3 separate regions of the Homo sapiens genome follow, and all the other regions are linked to region 1. A link is a loop called in an ENCODE intact Hi-C map of the cell type or tissue named here. Cell type or tissue: PC-9. All regions are shown on one strand. Links, peaks and the distances in the headings refer to the core of each region. The heading gives the core; the rest is flanking DNA.

The links. Hi-C counts contacts between places; a loop is a spot of excess contacts. Peaks named below come from ENCODE experiments on the same cell type or tissue, not always from the same donor. Only the 100,000 strongest peaks of a DNase experiment are listed, where the experiment ranks them.
Region 2: a loop joins it to region 1, with 3 times the contacts of the local background. A loop is called at or near these places in 4 of 110 quality-filtered maps.
Region 3: a loop joins it to region 1, with 3 times the contacts of the local background. A loop is called at or near these places in 4 of 110 quality-filtered maps.

What each region holds. Positions count from the first base shown.
Region 1 is chr6:19,802,143-19,808,108 of GRCh38, forward strand. LNC-LBCS (lncRNA bladder and prostate cancer suppressor, hnRNPK interacting) reads right to left here and starts at 2,617. Exons shown (of 4, transcript NR_134651.1): 1 at 2,533-2,617; 2 at 1-14. LOC105374963 (a long non-coding RNA gene) reads left to right here and starts at 5,780. Exons shown (of 5, transcript XR_007059488.1): 1 at 5,780-5,843. RefSeq lists a silencer at 2,536-2,585. In PC-9, for the core only: no CTCF peak of the experiment used is centred there; a DNase peak (open chromatin) is centred at 2,669; H3K4me3 peaks cover 1,884 bases.
Region 2 is chr6:19,659,680-19,665,645 of GRCh38, forward strand. No RefSeq gene overlaps it. Among named protein-coding and RNA genes, the nearest start is that of LNC-LBCS, 140 kb to the right of the region's middle. In PC-9, for the core only: no CTCF peak of the experiment used is centred there; no DNase peak of the experiment used is centred there.
Region 3 is chr6:19,412,519-19,418,484 of GRCh38, forward strand. No RefSeq gene overlaps it. Among named protein-coding and RNA genes, the nearest start is that of LNC-LBCS, 390 kb to the right of the region's middle. In PC-9, for the core only: no CTCF peak of the experiment used is centred there; a DNase peak (open chromatin) is centred at 3,303; H3K4me3 peaks cover 396 bases; H3K27ac peaks cover 3,180 bases.

The DNA of each region.
Region 1 (5,966 bases), core at 599-4,598:
GTCCACAGAAAAACCTGCAAGCAATTTTTCAAGACAGTTTTATTTGTAATAGGCACTCCCCCCGCCCAAAAAAAGAAGGAACCAAAATGTATGATAGGTGAATGCTGAATGATTAAACAAACTGTGTTACACCCATAGTGTAGAACTCAGTAACAGAAAGGAACAAACTAGAAATACCTGCAATAACTTGGATAAATCTCTAGGGCATTCTGCTGAGTTGGGTGGGGTGGGGGGGTGGGGGGGATGGTGAGCTAATCTTAGAAGGTCACAAGCTGTGAGGACCAATTTATAAAACATTCCCCAAACGACAAAATTATAGAAATGGAGAACAGACTGATGGTTGCAAAGGGTTAGGGATGGTGTGGGGGAAAGAAAGGGACGACCATAAAGGGACTGTATGAGAGAGATCTTCGTGGTGTTGAAATAGTTTGTATTTTGATTGTGGTAATGATTACAAGAGTCTTCAGGGATAAGGTGACACAGAATCACAGGCACATTTTATCTCAGTGTCAATGTCCTGGCTTTATTATTGTGCTCTAGCTATGCGGGATGTAACCAACAGTGGAGGCTCTATCAGACCTCTCTGTACTATCTTTGCAACTTCCTGTAAGTCTACATTCAAATAAAAAGTTAAAAAAATCGGTGCCCAGGCCACATCCCAAACCTTGTAAATTAAAATATCTAGGGGAAGAACCTAAACAACTGCATTTTTTTTTTAAATGCACGAGGTAATTTTAAAGTGTAGCTAGAGTTAGGAACCACCGCCAGCTGGTATTATTACCGAAACTACAAGCAGGTGGAACACCTGTAAGTCTGGTGGAAGATGATAAGGAAGGAGAAAACTAAATATACAAATCTATGTTAGGTTTCTTGAGGGTTTTATTCTCCTAACGTTAAAACCTAGTATTAAGTGAATCCAAATAATGTGGATGGGATAATCAGTCATCCATTATGATACAGACCATTTTACACAAAATAGGCCAGCCCCAATAGACTATTCTTTAGATTCTTAAGCATTTGGTATCGATGTTACAATTTTAAAATGCTAAAAAGCAATTATAATCACATTTAAATATGCAGCAATTTTAGAAAATCAATGTTTCACCGAGTTTCTCATTTTAGATGAATAACAAAATGAGTTCAAATTTTTATTTGTGTTGACTACCACCAGCAGCGACCCGTGGGAAGTAAGTGAAAAGCAAGTATTCCTATTTTGACTACACATTCTAATGTATTGGTTATTTATATTTATGATCACCAACTATTATCTATTAGACTTCTCCGGATTTAACTGTTTAGGAAGTGAGCTGTAGACATACAGAAACCAAGGATTATTTTGAGCCAATAAACAGTGACTTGACCAACCGAATGCCTTGTGTGGTTATTAATCATTCCATATCACCATCATCAAAAGACACTGTGCATCTACTCAGCTGGGCCAGGGGATTAAAGGTTTACGAAAGAGTCCCTCCTTGCCTTTAAACGGTTTAAAGTCTGTTTGAGGATGGGTCCAAATACATAAAATGATGAATAACAAAGCGAAGAACATGCTGAAATCTGGACTGACAAAAGAAAAGGGCCAAAGGGCTTGTTTTTACTGGAAGTATTTTTGCATAAGCTGGGAAGGGAGTTTGCATCTTCTGGACTCATAGATCAGACAAATGAGCAGCTTCAACAAAGCAGATTTATGCTATCCACCAGGAGGGTTTTGCTTAGTTGTCAGTTGTGGACTTTCTTCCAAAAATGCAGCTGTTTTGAAGCAAGAAATCTGGCACCAAAAAATAAATAAAATGAAAATTTAGAATAAGAATTACCTCCCACCCAACTCTAATCAACAGCTACGTCTCCCTTTCCTCCACCTTCAAGATTTAAAGGTCTGGGGTGGAAACTGGAGGTGTGGGGGGGCGAATGAGCTATTTGCCTTGCCCCAAGACCACCAATCTCCTGTGTGTGTGTCTCTCTCTCTCCAAATACGACCCTCACACACTCTCCAATTTACACTGCTACAACTTCCCAGATTTGTTTTACCTTCTGGAAAGATTTATCCATTTGGAAGCGTTCTTGAAGTTGCTAACTGTCGTGAAGTTCGATTTGAAAGCAAAACAATGACCGCGTTTTAACAGACAGTGCAAATTCTTTTTAAAAAAAAGTTGTTTTGTGATTATGGGAGATAATCAACAGCTACTCAGACATTCTTCTCTTAAACAGCTGAGGTTTATCATTTTCGCTATTATGACAATGAATTTTTTCCTCCTTTGCTTTCTGCCTTTTGGCAGGAGCCTCGACTCTGCAGGTGTTAGCGCTGTAAGGGCCGAACCCAACCGCCAGAATGTCTGCCGAGCCTAGCATGGGATGCTGCCCAGCAAAACAGCACCCAGGGAGAGGGCGACTGAGGAAGACAGCCTGCAAGCGCGCTTCAGAAAGGACTGGGACCAGAGCCCTAGAAAACTACAGCGAGTGGATTCCCTGGCAGGGGAAACCCGCGAGAGCCTGGGAAAAAAAAAAAAACGAGAGGGAGAGAAAAAAACTCACCCGGGCGCCCTGAAGCCCAGCGCAAGCAAGCGAGTGAGCGCGCAGGCTGGCTGGGCTGCTCCAGCTGGAAGTCATTGTGCGGGCTGGCGTCTGCGTTGTCAGGGCGACCGCCCGGCCGGCGCCAGCGGAGCGGGGGAGGCGGGCTCCGTGAATGGGTGACGTCACGCAGCCGGCGCCAGGCAGTCTGGGCGGCCGAGCCAATGAATCAGCTGTCCGGGGGAGGCAGCGCAGCGCGGCGCGCGGGAGCTGGGTGCAGGAATGCGCCTGGAGCCGCGCGGCCCGGGAGGGCGCGAGACGTCTCCGCCCGCCTGGTCGCCCCGCGGCGGCCAGAGGTCCCAGCGTCCCAGGCTCGGCCATTCCGGTGCCCCCCACGCCCAGTCTGCGGCTGTGCCCGCGTCCCTAGTTTTCCGCCGGTTACCCCCACGGGCGCGCGCTCTGCGGGGAGGCCCACGAGCTGGGGGGGCCGCTGGGGTGGTGTCAGGATGTTTTCACTTACTGCGACTGTGGCACTTATTTAAAAGGAAACATACAATAAAACTTGTCCTTGTAGATAAAATAGACTTTGAAAGTATTGATGAATTCACTGCCACCTTACTGTGCTCTCCGCATTGTGCTGGGTGTTGGGTATCACAAACAATGAAAGGACCAGGACTCGGAAGTTCCCAAAATTGAACTGGGTAGAAAAAAGTGTAAGGAACTCATGATTCAGACTTACAGCCGACTGCTCTTCCAATATTCTATAGTGTGGGACTATAGGGCGCCTTTAAGGTTCTAGAAGGCAAATGGCTCCAAAGATTTCCAATTTTTTGGTGTTTTTGTGTTTTGCATTACCTCTGTCCTGCTTTGCTCTCCATTACAGTGTCCTGTAGGTGGCCAAGTACTGGGTTAAGGTCATTTCAGTATGCCCAGCATTTGACGCTCTCCCTGACTCCTGGTAAGGACTGGACATTGTTGATGGGTAATCCACAATGCAAGAGCAAATAATTTTAAGGCTAGAGTAAAAGGAGTACTTCTGAATTCCTAAACATCTTTTTGGGTGCTTACTTGTTGGTTTCTGGTGGTTTTTCAAGAGTAGTGATGCATCATTACTGAAACTGGAAAACCAGAGTGTGGCCCAGACTCACATTATAGTAGATGTCGTTAAATCAGCCCTTCCTGCTGAAGTCTGTGCCCCCCTTTTTAAATCTGGAAGATGAGATCTGGTGAGATATTCTCTTAAGACTCATGAAGTTCTAGCAGTCTATCATTGTATTTATCAACCTTTCAAACGAATGACTTTATTCCTATCACAGTATGTGATATATGTGACATTCATTTAACAAACACTTCAGGGTCCCTGCTATGCAAATACTATGTACTGGAAGTTTTAACTGAAATTTTTTTGGAATAAAAGTTAAGGGCCTGGCGGCTCATGCCTGAATCCCAGCACTCTGTGGGGCCGAGGGAGAGTTCGAGACCAGCCTGACCAACATGGTGTCCGGAATTGGTGGGTTCTTGGTCTCACTTACCTCAAGAATGAAGCCGCAGACCCTCGCGGTGAGTGTTACAGTTCTTAAAGGCGGCGTGTCTGGAGTTTGTTCCTTCTGATGTGTTCAGTTTCTTCCTTCTGGTGGGTTCATGGTCTCGCTGGCTCAAGAGTGAAGCTACAGACCTTCCCCGTGAGTGTTACAGCTCATAAGGCGGCCTGTCTGGAGTTGTTCATTCCTTCTGGTGGGTTTGTGGTCTCGCTGGCTTCAAGAGTGAAGCTGTAGACCTTCACGGTGAGTAGCACACAGCTCATAAAGGCAGTGGGGACCCACAGAGTAAGCAGCAGCAAGACTTATTGCAAAGGGCGAAAGAATAAAGCTTCCACAGCACCTAAGCGGACACGAACGGCTTTTTACTGCTGGCTGGGGCAGCCTGCTTTTATTCTCTTACCTGGCCCCACCCACATCCTGCTAATTAGTCCATTTTACAGAGAGCTGAGTGGTCTGTTTGCGCTGATTGGTGCATTTACAACCCCTGAGCTAGACACAAAGGTTCTCCACATTCCCACTAGATGATGCTAGATACAGAGTGTCCACACAAAGGTTCTCCAAGTCCCCACCAGAGTAGCTAGATACAGAGTGTCCATTGATGCACTCACAAACCCTGAGCTAGACACAGGGTGCTGATTGGTGTGTTTACAAACCTCGAGCTAGATACAGAGTGCTGATTGGTGTATTTACAATCCCTTAGCTAGACATAAAGATTCTCCAAGTCCCCATCAGATTCAGGAGCCCAGGTGGCTTCACCCAGTGGATCCCGCACTGGGGCCGCAGGTGGAGCTGCCTACCAGTCCTGCGCAGTGGGCCCACACTCCTCAGCCGTTGGGTGGTGGATGGGACTGGGCACCATGGAGCAGGGGGCAGTGCTCATCAGGGAGGGTCAGGCCGCACAGGAGCCCACGGACGTCGGGGGAGGCTCAGGCATGGCGGGCTGCAGGTCCCAAGCCCTGCCCCGTGGGAAGGCAGCTAAGGCCCACCGAGAAATTGAGCACAGCAGCTGCTGGCCCAGGTGCTAAGCCCCTCACTGCCCGGGGCCGGCACCGCTGGTGGGCTGCTCTGAGTGCGGGGCCTGCCAAGCCCACGCCCACCTGGAACTCGCGCTGGCTCGCAAGCACCACCTGCAGCCCCAGTTCCCGCCCACGCCTCTCCCTCCACACCTCCCTGCCAGCTGAGGGAGCCGTCTCCGGCCTTGTCCAGCCCAGAAAGGGGCTCCCACAGTGCAGCAGTGGGCTGAAGGGCTCCTCAAGTGTCGCCAAAGTGGGAGCCCAGGCAGAGGAGGCGACGAGAGCGAGCAAGGGCTGTGAGGACTGCCAGCACGCTGTCACCTCTCAATGGTGAAACCCCATCTCTACTAAAAAAAAAAAAAACAAATTAGCTGGGTGTGGTGATGCACGCCTGTAGTCCCAGCTACTCAGAAGGCTGAGGCAGGGGAATCACTTGAAGGTGGCAGAGGTTGCAGTGAGCCGAGATGGTGCCACTTGCACTCCCACCTGGGCAACAGAGCAAGACTCCATCTCAAAAAAAAAAAGGGGAGAGAGAGAGAAAAAGAAAAGGAAGGAAGGAAGAAAGAAAGAGAGAAACTAGAAAACAAAGCAAGTGCTAATAAACGGGTATAGGCCAGTTTATCTTGATGTGCATGAAGTCACCTGGCAATTGGATGAAATGCAGAAGAGGCTTGGGATTCTGCATCTTTAACAAGCCCCCAAGTGATGTTGATATTGCTAACCCTGAACTGCACTTTGAATAAAGAGAATCTTGACCACAGAGTACCAAGGAAAGCATAAAGTAAGAATATAATGGATATAAAGTGGTCTGGGTTCCTAAAACCTGTGGAGAAGATGAGCTTGAGCCACGTGATTGTGCATATGATTGGCTGAGGGAATGAAAAAGCAGAAGAAACAGCATAAA
Region 2 (5,966 bases), core at 1,195-5,194, 140 kb before region 1:
TCCATTCTACCATGTTGACCGTGAGGATCAAACGAGCTAAGTAATATCAAGGCACTAGGCAGAACATTGAAAGTACATAAAGCCTTAGAATAAAAGTAAGGTACTCAAAGTGATTTTGATTACAGAGTCTAACACAAAAATTGGGCAGCTTAAATGTGAGATTTACTATGGAATAATATTTATGGAAGGAACCTCATAGGAATATAATAACATATTTATACATTCTTTCCTTCTAGGAATCTTAAACATAACAATGAGAATTTTCTACAAATATTTAAAGAAAATTAATGATATTAAAATAAAATATCTGGCCAGAAATATAGTTTATTAAACAAGAATTTTTGGCCTAGAACATAATATATTCTCCATAGCAAATAAGACAAAAACAGAACTTAATTAGCAAAAGCCCTCTCTTCTTTTCTCCTTCCTCTTTTCTTACGAAGAAATGCTTTCAGAATGCTTAAGACTCTTACCATGCTACTTTCTTTGCTACAATCAGTGCATGATTGCCACTCAAATTGCTATACTGGTCCTTTTTCCTCTAGCTCTGCATAAAAAGAAGATGCAGATGAATGGATTTTCTGTGGGTTAATTTATTAGGAGTGCAAAGCAATTATCAGCAAGGTAAATCATGGAACATGAAGTACACTGTTACATGCTGGTTGCTGTATAATGTAGGTCCCTTGGCCACAAATGCAATTAAAGTGTTATATTTTATTCCTTTTAATTTTATCTCCTAGTCTATCCTTGGCTTAACCCAGACAAGTTTAAACGTATGTCAATATATGATCAATAGGTGGAAGTGTATAGTATTCACCACAAACAATTTCTTTATGTTTGGTGCTATGGGATAAATTTTCATGATATTATAGCATAAATCTACAAAATGGGGGTTAGAAAATGTAACTGTAGGACTCCATTCCCAGGACATCAGCTTGTCAGTTTCTTGTGTGGCTGTAATCGGGTGAAATTATATTACTGTCATGTGACCAGAGACTGGAGGGAGGTGAATTAAGCAGTGCTTGCAAATGCCTGTCACATGAATAGTATCTAAATCTTCTGTTTTTAATTTTAAAGGGCAGGTCCAAAGAAAGTCATGTTTACCAGGCTCTCAGGACTCATAAAAGAAAGCCTTAACAGCAGAACCAAGCCTTTTACCTCACAGACCAGTCCAAGTCTGAATACTATGAACATGATAGAAAGGCACCACTTCAACAAGGAGAGTGGGGCTAAAATCCCAGTTCTGTCATAGCTAAATTTGGTCATTAGGATAACCAATGATTTCACCCTCCTTTCTTCAACCCCTGCAGTGAAATTCTAGTATAACCTGTATCACACTGGATTGTAATGTTTCCTTACGTGTCTTTCTCCCTATCAGCTCCATCTTTAGCTCTTTGATGATGCTGAATGAGGGACAATCTTGTAAGAATCAGTACTCCCCTGCTCAGAACCATTTAGATATTTTAGCAGCTCATCAATAACCAAGATTTTTATTAATTTTTTTTTTAAAAAAAGGTTTTCATGGCTCTTTGTGCCATGATTTAGAATTTGACCTTGATTCAGTTTCCTCATTCAGTTTCTCCTCGCCTCAGTTTTCTCATTTACAAAGTGGTAAAAACAACAACTGCCTGGTAGGATTATTAATAACACATTTAAAAATATATATTTTGTAGATTAACAGAAGCTATTGTGATAATGTTGGTTATTCTTTGTTCACCAAGAGCTATAAGCCAACAGCAATATTTAAAATGATACCTTCGAGGCAATACATCAGGAAATACCAAGAAACAGACCATTAAACTTGAAGAAAGTGACAAAACGATACCAATAAAGTAAGTGGTCAGGATAAGTAAGGTTAGAAAGAAAAGATGATTGGAAAAAGTGAGTCTGTATTCTGAAACAACACACATGGGTTAGAGGAAAGAGGAAGGAGGCTGGGCACAGTGGCTTATGCCTGTAATCCCAGTACTTTGGGAGGCCAAGAGGGGCGGATCACCTGACATCAAGAGTTCAAGATCAGCCTGGACAACATGGCAAAACCCCATCTCTACAAAAATACAAAAATTAGCCGGGTGTGGTGGCATGCATCTGTAGTCCCAGCTACTTGGGAGGCTAAGGCAAGAGAATTGCTTGAACCCAGGAGGCGGAGGTTGCAGTGAGCTGAGATTGCATCACTGCATTCCAGACTGGACGACAGAGCAAGACTTCATCTCAAAAAAAAGATGATGGCAAATGTGAGACCATAGGGAACGCTGGGATTTAGTGGGAAATTGTTGGTTTAGTGTAAAGAAATGAGGTGGGAAGAGGTGCTCTCTCTATTCAAAATAGTAAAAAAAAAAAAAAAAAATAGTAAAAAAAAAACTATCACGAGGTTGAAACATTCCTATTCATCCTAATGAACAATTAGAAACTTTCAGGGATTCTGGAGCAACAGAGAAAGGCAGAGAAAGTCAGTAATTTGACTATCATTTTGGCACATCTGTAGGGCAAGAAAAATGTGTTTTCCTCACCTGTCTCAAGTTCATGGCTAAGGTCCCTGTAACAAAAGAAAGATTAACAACAGGAAAGCATACCATTTTATTTAATGTAAGTTTTTCATGACACAGGAGCCTTCAAAAGAAAATGAGACCCGAATAAATAGTTAAACCTGTGTGTTTTAATGCTAAATTTGAAGGGTGGATAGTCGTGAAGAAATATAATATGACCAAGGGGGTATGATCTAATGGTAATAAACTGGGGAAAACTTAGCAGGGCCTGTTTGTTCAGATTCCTCTCTGTGACCCTTTGTCTTCAGAAATAAGGATAGCCCTTTCCTCTGGGTATAGGGAGGGTACCTCCCACATGAAGTTCTTATGAACTGCGTCAGAGGAAGGTCAGAAAATCCTCCCTAGGTTTTATGACCTGCTTTGGGGGGAAGGTCAGGGAGACCTTCCTGCTTTTGCGGTTTTCCCAAATTCCTTTAGCCTAAAATATTCAGGGATACTATATCCTGAACCCCAATACATGTTTATATCATTTTTTTTAGCTTACTAGGTTCTATTACAGAAAAAGTCTTGAAAAAATGGAAGAAACCCACCCGAAGGCTGCTGTCATCACACAGATAAGAGGTGGCGAAGGCGGTAGGTGCAGTAGGTGACTGATTCTGTGATGTATGCTCAAGGGTGAAGGAAGATCAACAACTGTTCAGACTGTTTCTTCCCTAACCTAGCTGAATCCTCAAAATACAAGCAGATGCCTTCCCTGTAGCAAAAGTCTCTGTCCATAGTGATAGTGTAAATGCCCCACAGAGAGAGTTAAAATTAAACTTCTCACATTTTAGCACCTCTGTGTGAATACATTTGCTTGTTTGTTTTTCCTAGAGCAGATGTCCATAAGGGATTGTCAGGAAGGTGGTAAGAGCTCTGAGCCCTAAGTGGGTGGCAACCATCACTGACGCAGAGAAGGACATTAAAAGGGGTGGCTGGGGGTGTTGAATGTTAGTTCTCTTCTGCAATTTTGCCTGAGGCTGCCCTTGAGGATGATAGTGCTGACCACGACAATAAAACTCTGAATAATAACTAAATGTGGTCAAGGGAGAATTAAAAACTAATGTTAAAATAAACAGCGATGTTAAAACAGTGTTTCCCCAAATTCACCCTTTTGCTTTTGGGGGAATTCAGTTATTGTGCATGCCCCTGCTCCTTTGTGTGAACAAATTTTAGCTTCAATTCAGTTCTGCATTGCACTTCTATTACACAAATGTCTCTTTGGCTTCAACTGCCTTCCTTCACTTGAGATAACCCATCATTATTGTCTCCACTTATCTATGAAACATGTGTTTTATGTTTAACTTGCATGTACAAATCGAAGCGGGTTGTCAACATTACTATGGACTGATATATTCTAAAATAAGTAGATGCAATGATATTGCCTCAGTGTTGTAAGCACCCTCTTTGCATCTGCAGCTATCCCCTCTCATGCTAAATTGTGTTCTTTTGAATAATTTAACGCTTTTGTTATTTAAAATGTGATGTATTCATGCTTTGTGTCCGCAACGCCAGTGAAAGCTCTTAGAGGTTTTATTCACCTCTATCCCTCAGCACCCAACACTAGTCTCTTTACTTAGGAAAATACTTGAGTTTTTCAGGCTTAACTACATATTACTCGTTATGGATGGGAGTGCTTGCTCTTTTTAGGGTTGACAATTTTGCACTGTATGATACTTTAAGTAATTATGTTTATAATCAATTAGTGAGGGCAGGGGATGAGGGACTCTCAAAACCACTTTCGAGTGCATAGTGAAACATGATTAAATCAGATTCCACAACTTCGACATTTGTGTAAATTTGAATGTGATTCGTGCATGGAGCTGTTGAGTCCCCTGTTCATCAACTTGGGGTACAAAATAAGGTTTCATATTCAAAATGAATTATTTTGAATACTCATGCTTTCTTCATCTTGCTCGTAGCTGAATTCTTTTCCAAAATGCAGCTCTCTAAATGAGTCCTGGGGACCTCCAGGAATTCAGTCACCATTCCTGACTCCGTTCCCTCTATTGCTTGCCTTTTGTGGACCATCACATTGTTCCCCGCACATCATACTCCTGTGGCTGCATGGACCATTGAACCGTGACGTCAGCACGTCCTGCTAATTCTACCTTTAGGTTCTAGGCTGCAATTACCCTCCCAATTTCCTCTCCTACCACTCTTTCCTTCATACTCTATGCATTTTCACAGGCCTTTCGTGGTAGTCACACATTCACCACTTCCCACAGGCCATTCCCTCTGCTTCGAATGTCCTTTCTACACTGCACACCCCTCATCCAAATGGGCAAACATTTAAATCTTAGCCAAATTGTTATGTCCTCCTTACCACTATCCCTGACTCTCAGAATTAGCTATCCGCCCTCCTTTCTCCAATCCCTACAGTGAAATTCTAGTATAACATGTATCACACTGGATTGTAATGTTTCCTTATGTGTCTTTCTCCCTACCAGCTCCATCTTTAGCTCTTTGATGATGCTGAATGAGGGACAATCTTGTAAGAATCAGTGCTCCCCTGCTCAGAACCATTTAGATATTTTAGCAGCTCACCAATAACCAAGACTTTTATTAATTATTTAAAAAAAAAAAAAAAGGTTTTCATGGCTCTGTGTGCCATGATTTAGAATTTGACCTTGATTCAGTCCAAACCACATTCTAAGAAAATCTAATTTAGGTGAAGCATTATGTGGCTATTATATTAGTACATTTGGGAATGGCAGAGCAGATATGGATATATACAGCAAGTTGTACGGCGGATAAGAGAGGTGGGTAAAATTAACTTTCCCATTTAAATGTTCCAGAAAATTTTAAAAACTGAGCTGTCAGAGAAAAAAAGCAAAGAACCCACATATTGCTACTCAGCATAATTTTGCTTAGAAAATAGCATTATTTCTGCTTGATTTGATTTCATGTGGTTAAGTTTGGAGGAAATGTTATTTATTATACCACAGCTAAGCTTATGTAATTATCCACAAATGTTCTAGTGTAGTACATACAGCCAACAACAGGAATGCTTGTTGCATCAATTTGGAAAAGAGAGGAAAAAAATTAGCCATGTAATAGTTAATTCAATTTATAAAATTAAATGTGTATTAAAAATATGTCTGGTAAATATTATGCCATCTGCACATGCTCAAACAGTAAGCCTGGTTAATATTTTATAGTTTATCTGATAAAGTTAACAAAATAATTTAGTCAGAGTGGAGACATACACTGAATATTTCATCACCTTCTTAATTGCAGAATACAGACAAGACATTTTTTTTTCCCTTTGGGAAAAATAAATGTTAAAAGTTATTACAGATGGAATCAGTTTGGCAATTAGGTTGAAATCCAACTGAAACCAAGCAGAAATGGATGGCTACAAACATCACAGTACCAAAGTATTTTCAGCCAATTCCATCCATTTACATGATGAAGCAGAAATGTTGATAGCAATGCTGT
Region 3 (5,966 bases), core at 1,195-5,194, 390 kb before region 1:
AATTTAGTAACAGTTGTAAAAGATTGGGTTCAAGACAGAAACTGAGTTCAGTCTTAAAGATACTAAAGAAAGTAACATTTTACATGCCCGAATTTTGATACCTGAGAATACTCTCCCAGCTTGTGGTCTTGATGGGGTACTTTATTTGAATTCAATGGATAGGTCAACCTGGAACTTTGGTTTGTAATCTGCTGCAACTCTGCTGACCAGTTGACTTCAGCAAAGGAAATCAATGATCCTAACCAAATCTCATGTGGCTTAGAGGGGCCAACCAAATACATTCCCTCAACTAGAGGAACTATCTAGTTAGATTTTGCATTTGATGTTAACCATGTTAGATTGCCACTAATGAAGACCAACTGAACATTTTTTATTGTTTTTATTATTATTGAACGGCAAGCTAGACAGTGGCTCCCTCAGGTAACAGTTACTGAGCTTCCACTGTTGGCCAGGCACTGTTATAGGTGCCGGAGAGTCCACAGGACCATGATGAACAAGGTCATTGCTTACACAGGACTTTTGCTCTAAAAAGAAAGAGTGACTCATTAAAAAGAAAGAAAATAATGGAGAAAATACCAGAATTAAACAGGGTGATGTGAAGGGATGTGGGGCTAGAACATCCTTTGTATGTTCAAAGATGGCCCTTTAATTAAATGACTTTTAATACACATCAAATGAAAAGATTATCAAACATTCAAGATGATTTTTTAAGTCCCAAATATATTCATAAAGTTTATTTGTAAGACAACCACTTATTCTGGGTAATAACTATTCAAGCCAGTTTGGCTATAATAAGGACATAACAGGTAGGTAGTTACTCCTTGAAATAGCCTATGGAATACAGCTGCCTGTCAAGATGATTTAGAAATTCCGAACTTGCTTCTTTTATTCTCCCAAGATCATTTATTATTAATTGCACATTCATGAGTTTTAAAGAGAGAAACAATATTAATTGGGCTTTGTGGGGGACCTTGTAAAATTGTGCAAGAGCCAGAGAGGCTGATGAAAGGAAAAGATTAATACCCATGTAGTGCCAGGAGGGTGACTAATGCGATTACTTCCTTATGAGGCTGTAGCTCTCAAACTCTCGATTCCAATTTTAACAGAACAAAGTATATTTGAAGCTCATGCACTGACTTTTTGCCCAAAAATATTTGAAAATTATTTTTGCTGCAATTAGAAACTTTATTCCAGAGATAAGAAGAGTTTTCCTATCCAGAATTAGATAATTATCATATTTGTGAACAAATTGGCTTTAGCCACAGTGAATAATACAAGTAGGTACAAGCACCAAAAATGTTACCACCGAATAGTTTTCTTTAGTATGGAAATGCTAGTCAATCTAAAGTATAACAGCATAAGGAATTTATTTATTATGGCCATTTCTTCATATAACATCACGGTTATGAGTGGTCTTTTTACGATATTTATTATACATTTTTAATTTGGATTCAATGTATCTGCATTGGATTTTTTTTCTTTCTAAACACAAATCTCTATCTATACTTACGTAATAATGACAATGCATTCTTTAATTAATTGTAACATTCTCAGTGTGGCCCTTATTATTGTTTTTCTTAAATACAGCAGCAATTACAACAACTTCACTCTACTAAGTGTTTAATTTTTAATTGAAGATGCACAAAAATTAGCCATGTCTTTCAGCTCGTCCTAAGAGAAGTCACCTGTCAACCTTCAATACAGTCAGAAGGATTCCAGGAGCAAAATGAAGAAAACTGAAAGCAGTGTTTCACTTATAAGACTAAGAGAATTTAAAAGACCCTTTTTAATGAATAAAATAAGCATTTTTATCTATGTTATCTATTTTATCTACTTTATCTAAGCATGTTATCTATAGTCATATAACTAACCACCCTAAAACTTAAATTTATTATCTCTCATATTTCTGTGAATTAGCTGAGCACAGCTTAGTGGTTCTTGCTTGGGGTCTCTAAGGCACCTGCAGTCAAAGTTGGACTGAGTGGCCACAGTGGCTCACTCTCATGGCTGGCAGACGATGCTGGCTCTTAGCTGCGAGCTTAGGTAGCTTGTCCATGTGACTTGGGCTTCTCACATCATGGCAGCTGAGTTTCAAAAGCAAGTGTTCCAAGACACTAAAAGAAGAAATGTACTAGTTTTCCATTACCATGTAACAAATTACCACAAACTTGGTGGCATAAAACAATGCCCATTTATTATCTCACAGTTTCTGTAGGTCAAAAGCCTGGGCATGGTTTAGCTGGATCTTCTGCTCAGGATCTCACAAGGCCTGATCAAGGTGTCAACCATGGTTACGATCTCAACGGAGTCTTAAGATTCTTTTTCAAGCTCACTTGGGTTGTTGGCAGAATTCATTTCTGGCAGTTATAGAACTCAAGGCAACTGCTTTCTTTGAGACAAACAGGGGAATGTCTCTGAGCTCAGGAAAGACATAAGCTTTTCTCTTTGTTTAAAAAAAAAAGAACAGCTGGCCAGCCACGATGGCTCATGCCTGTAATCCCAGCACTTTGGGAGGCCAAGGTGGGCAGATCACGAGGTCAAGAGATCGAGACCATCCTGGCCAGCATGGTGAAACCCCATCGCTACTAAAAATACAAAAATTAGCCAGGCATGTTGGTGGGCACTTGTAGTCCCAGCTACTTGGGAGGCTGAGGCAGGAGAATCACTTGAACCCAGGAGGCGGAGATTGCAGTGAGCTGAGACCACGCCACTGCACTCCAGCCTGGTGACAGAACGAGACTCTGTCTAAAAAGTAAAAATAAATAAATAAATAAATAAAAGGACAGCTTTATTGAAATATAACTTGCTCATTTAAGGTATGAAATTCAATAGTTTTTAGCAGAATTGTGCAACCATCATTGCTTTCTAACTTTAGGATGCTTTTGTCATCCCAGAAAGAAACCCTGTGCCCATTAGAAGTTACTTTTTTTTTTTTTTGAGATGGTGTCTCGCTCTGTCACCCAGTCTGGAGTGCAGTGGCATGGTCCCGACTCACTGTAACCTCTGCCTCCTGCATTCAAGTGATTCTCCAGCCTCAGCCTCCCGAGTACCTGAGACTACAGGCACACACCACTGTGTCCAGCTAGCTAATTTTTGTATTTTTAGTAGAGACCAGGTTTCACCATACTGGCCAGGCTGGTCTTGATATCCTGACCTCAGGTGATCTGCCTGTTTCGGCCTCCCAAAGTGCTGGGATTACAGACATAAGCCACCGCACTTGGCCAAGCAGTTACTTTCAATTCCACCACTGCCCCTAGCCCTAGGCAACCAGTAATCGTTTTTATCTCTATAAATTTTTTCCTGTTTAGTTATATTAGTGGAATCATTCACATTCACAAAAGACTTAGTGACTGATTCATAATCATGAGTCACTAAGTCTTTTGTGACTTAGCAAATGTTTTCAAGATATAATGTTGTATCATGTATTTGTACTTTATACTCTTTTATAGCTGAGTAATATTTTTATGGATATACCACATTTTATTTATCTATCAATGTTGATAGACATTTAGATTATTTTTATTTGGGGATTATTGTGAATAATGCTACTATAAACATTCATGCAGAAGTTTTTGTGTGCACATATGCTTGTATTTCACTTGGTTTTATACCTAGAAGTGAAATTGCTAGATTATATGATAACTCTATGTTGAACAATTTGAGGGACTGCTAAACTACTTTCCAAAGCAGCCACACGATTTTCCATTCTCACCAGCAATGTATGAAGATTTCTATTACTCCTCAACCTTTTCAACACTTGTTATTATCTGTTTTTTTTTATTACTACAACCATCCTATTGGGTGTGTAGTATCTCATTGTGGTTTTGATGTGCATGTCCCTAATGACTAATGATTTGAAGGTATCTTTTTATGTGCTTATTAGCCACTTGTATACCTTCTTTGGGAAAATATCTATTCAAATCCTTTATTCATTTTTAAAATTGAGTTATTGTTATTTCAATTCCTGAGTTTCCACAGGTTTTTTAAAAATATATTATGAATACATTTCTTGCTAGATATATGATTTGCAAATATTTTCCCAATTTAATTGGTTGACTTTTCACTTTCTAGATTATATCCTTAGAATCATTACAATTTTAATTTTGGTGAAGTACAATTTATCTTTTTTGGTCTTTTGCTACTTTGCTTTTGATGTTGTATCTAAGAAATTATTGCCTGCCCCAAGTTCATGATGTTTACTGTATGTTTCCTAAGCGTTTTATAGTTTTAGCCATTGCATTTAGGTCTAAAATCCACTTTGTGTTTATCTCTGTGTATGGTGTGAGGAAGGGGTCCAACTTCATTCTTTGGATATCCAGTTGTTCCAGCACTATTTGTTGCAAAGACCTAGCCCTCTTTAAAAGGACCACCTGACTAGTTCTAACCTAATCAAGATAAAGTCCCTTTCATTAATTCAAAGCCAACTTACTAGAGATCTTAATTACATCCAGAAATGCCTTGGCCATTGCCATATAAGGTAGCATAATTCCTGAAGTGACATATGTCATAGTCATAGGTCTCATCCCAAATCAAGAGAAGTCTACAGAATGAGGCATGCACTCTATGAGGTAAAATTTTGGAGGACAACTTAGAATTCCCACTACCATGGATAACTACCAGTGTCTTCAGGCCTGGACTTGAAAACTGACAGAACATCATTGCCATCATATTCTATCCACTAAGCAGTTATAGGGCCTACCAAAATGCAAAGGAGGAGTAATAGGGTTCACCTTTTCATGAAAGGAGTTCCTAAGAACACCTGCCTGTCTTTAATCTGCCACAACCTGTTATCATAAAAAGAAGTTTTAGAGATGGTTGTTTGTTTGTTTATTTGTTTATTTATTTATTGGATACAGAGTCTCACTCTGTCACCCAGGCTGGAGTGCAGTGGCACGATCTCAGCTCACTGCAATCTCCACCTCCTGGGTTCAAGTGATTTTCCTGCCCCAGCCTCCTGAGTAGCTGGGACTACATGTGTGCATCACCACGCCTGGCTAATTTTTTTGTATTTTAGTAAAGATGGGGTTTTGCTCTGTTGGCCAGGCTGGTTTCAAACTCCTGACCTCAAGTGATCTGCCCATCTTGGCCTCTCAAAGTGCTAGGATTACAGGAATGAGCCACTGTGCCCTACCTAGACATGGTTGTTTATTAAAATATTTAAATTCTAGTTTTCTTTCTTCTATTTTAAGATTCTTAAATACTCTGAAAATCAAGAAGACAATTTGTTGTAAAGAAAAGTCTGAAACAATATAATAACTACCTATGTTTATATACTGAAAAGAAATTAGAAACCCAATTCTTACAGGAATCTGGCCTCTTCCTCTGTTGATTTGTGCTTAGCATATGCCCAGGTGAATCACCTTAGCTGTTTCATACAGTGCATTTCTTCTTTGTGAGCAACAGGTGACCTATGAATGACCTTAGAAAGATGATTCAACTCATATACAGAAGCAGTTTTCTCAGAAGTAAGAGGTCCAAAATGACTTGATTAGAACTGAAAGAGAAGGCCTCATATTAATGTTAGTGCTACCAACAACTCTACCCCAACAAATTACTGTTTACTCCCCCCTCCAGCTTAATTCTAACAAGGTAGAATAAAGACACCAAATGGCACTGACTAATCTATGCCAATTTTTGTTAAAGTGTACAGGAAATGAAGACCTATACCAATATGCAAATTTCACAGGTATAAGCAACCTATAGTGGTTAAGACATTACACAAAGCTTGTCCTCATGCAAGAGGATGGGCAAAGTTTTTTTTTATTTTATTTTAAATAAAGTACTTCATCCCTGCACAAGTGAATAGGCCTATCTTACATACATAAGAAACATACTCCAGAAATATATGAAAACCAACTGTCTCTCTGTCTCTGTCTCTCTCTGTCTCCCTCCCCCTCTCTCTCACCAGCCTCTCTATCTCTCTGTCTCTTTTTCTGTCTTTCTCCCAGAAGATAACTGAAATGGAA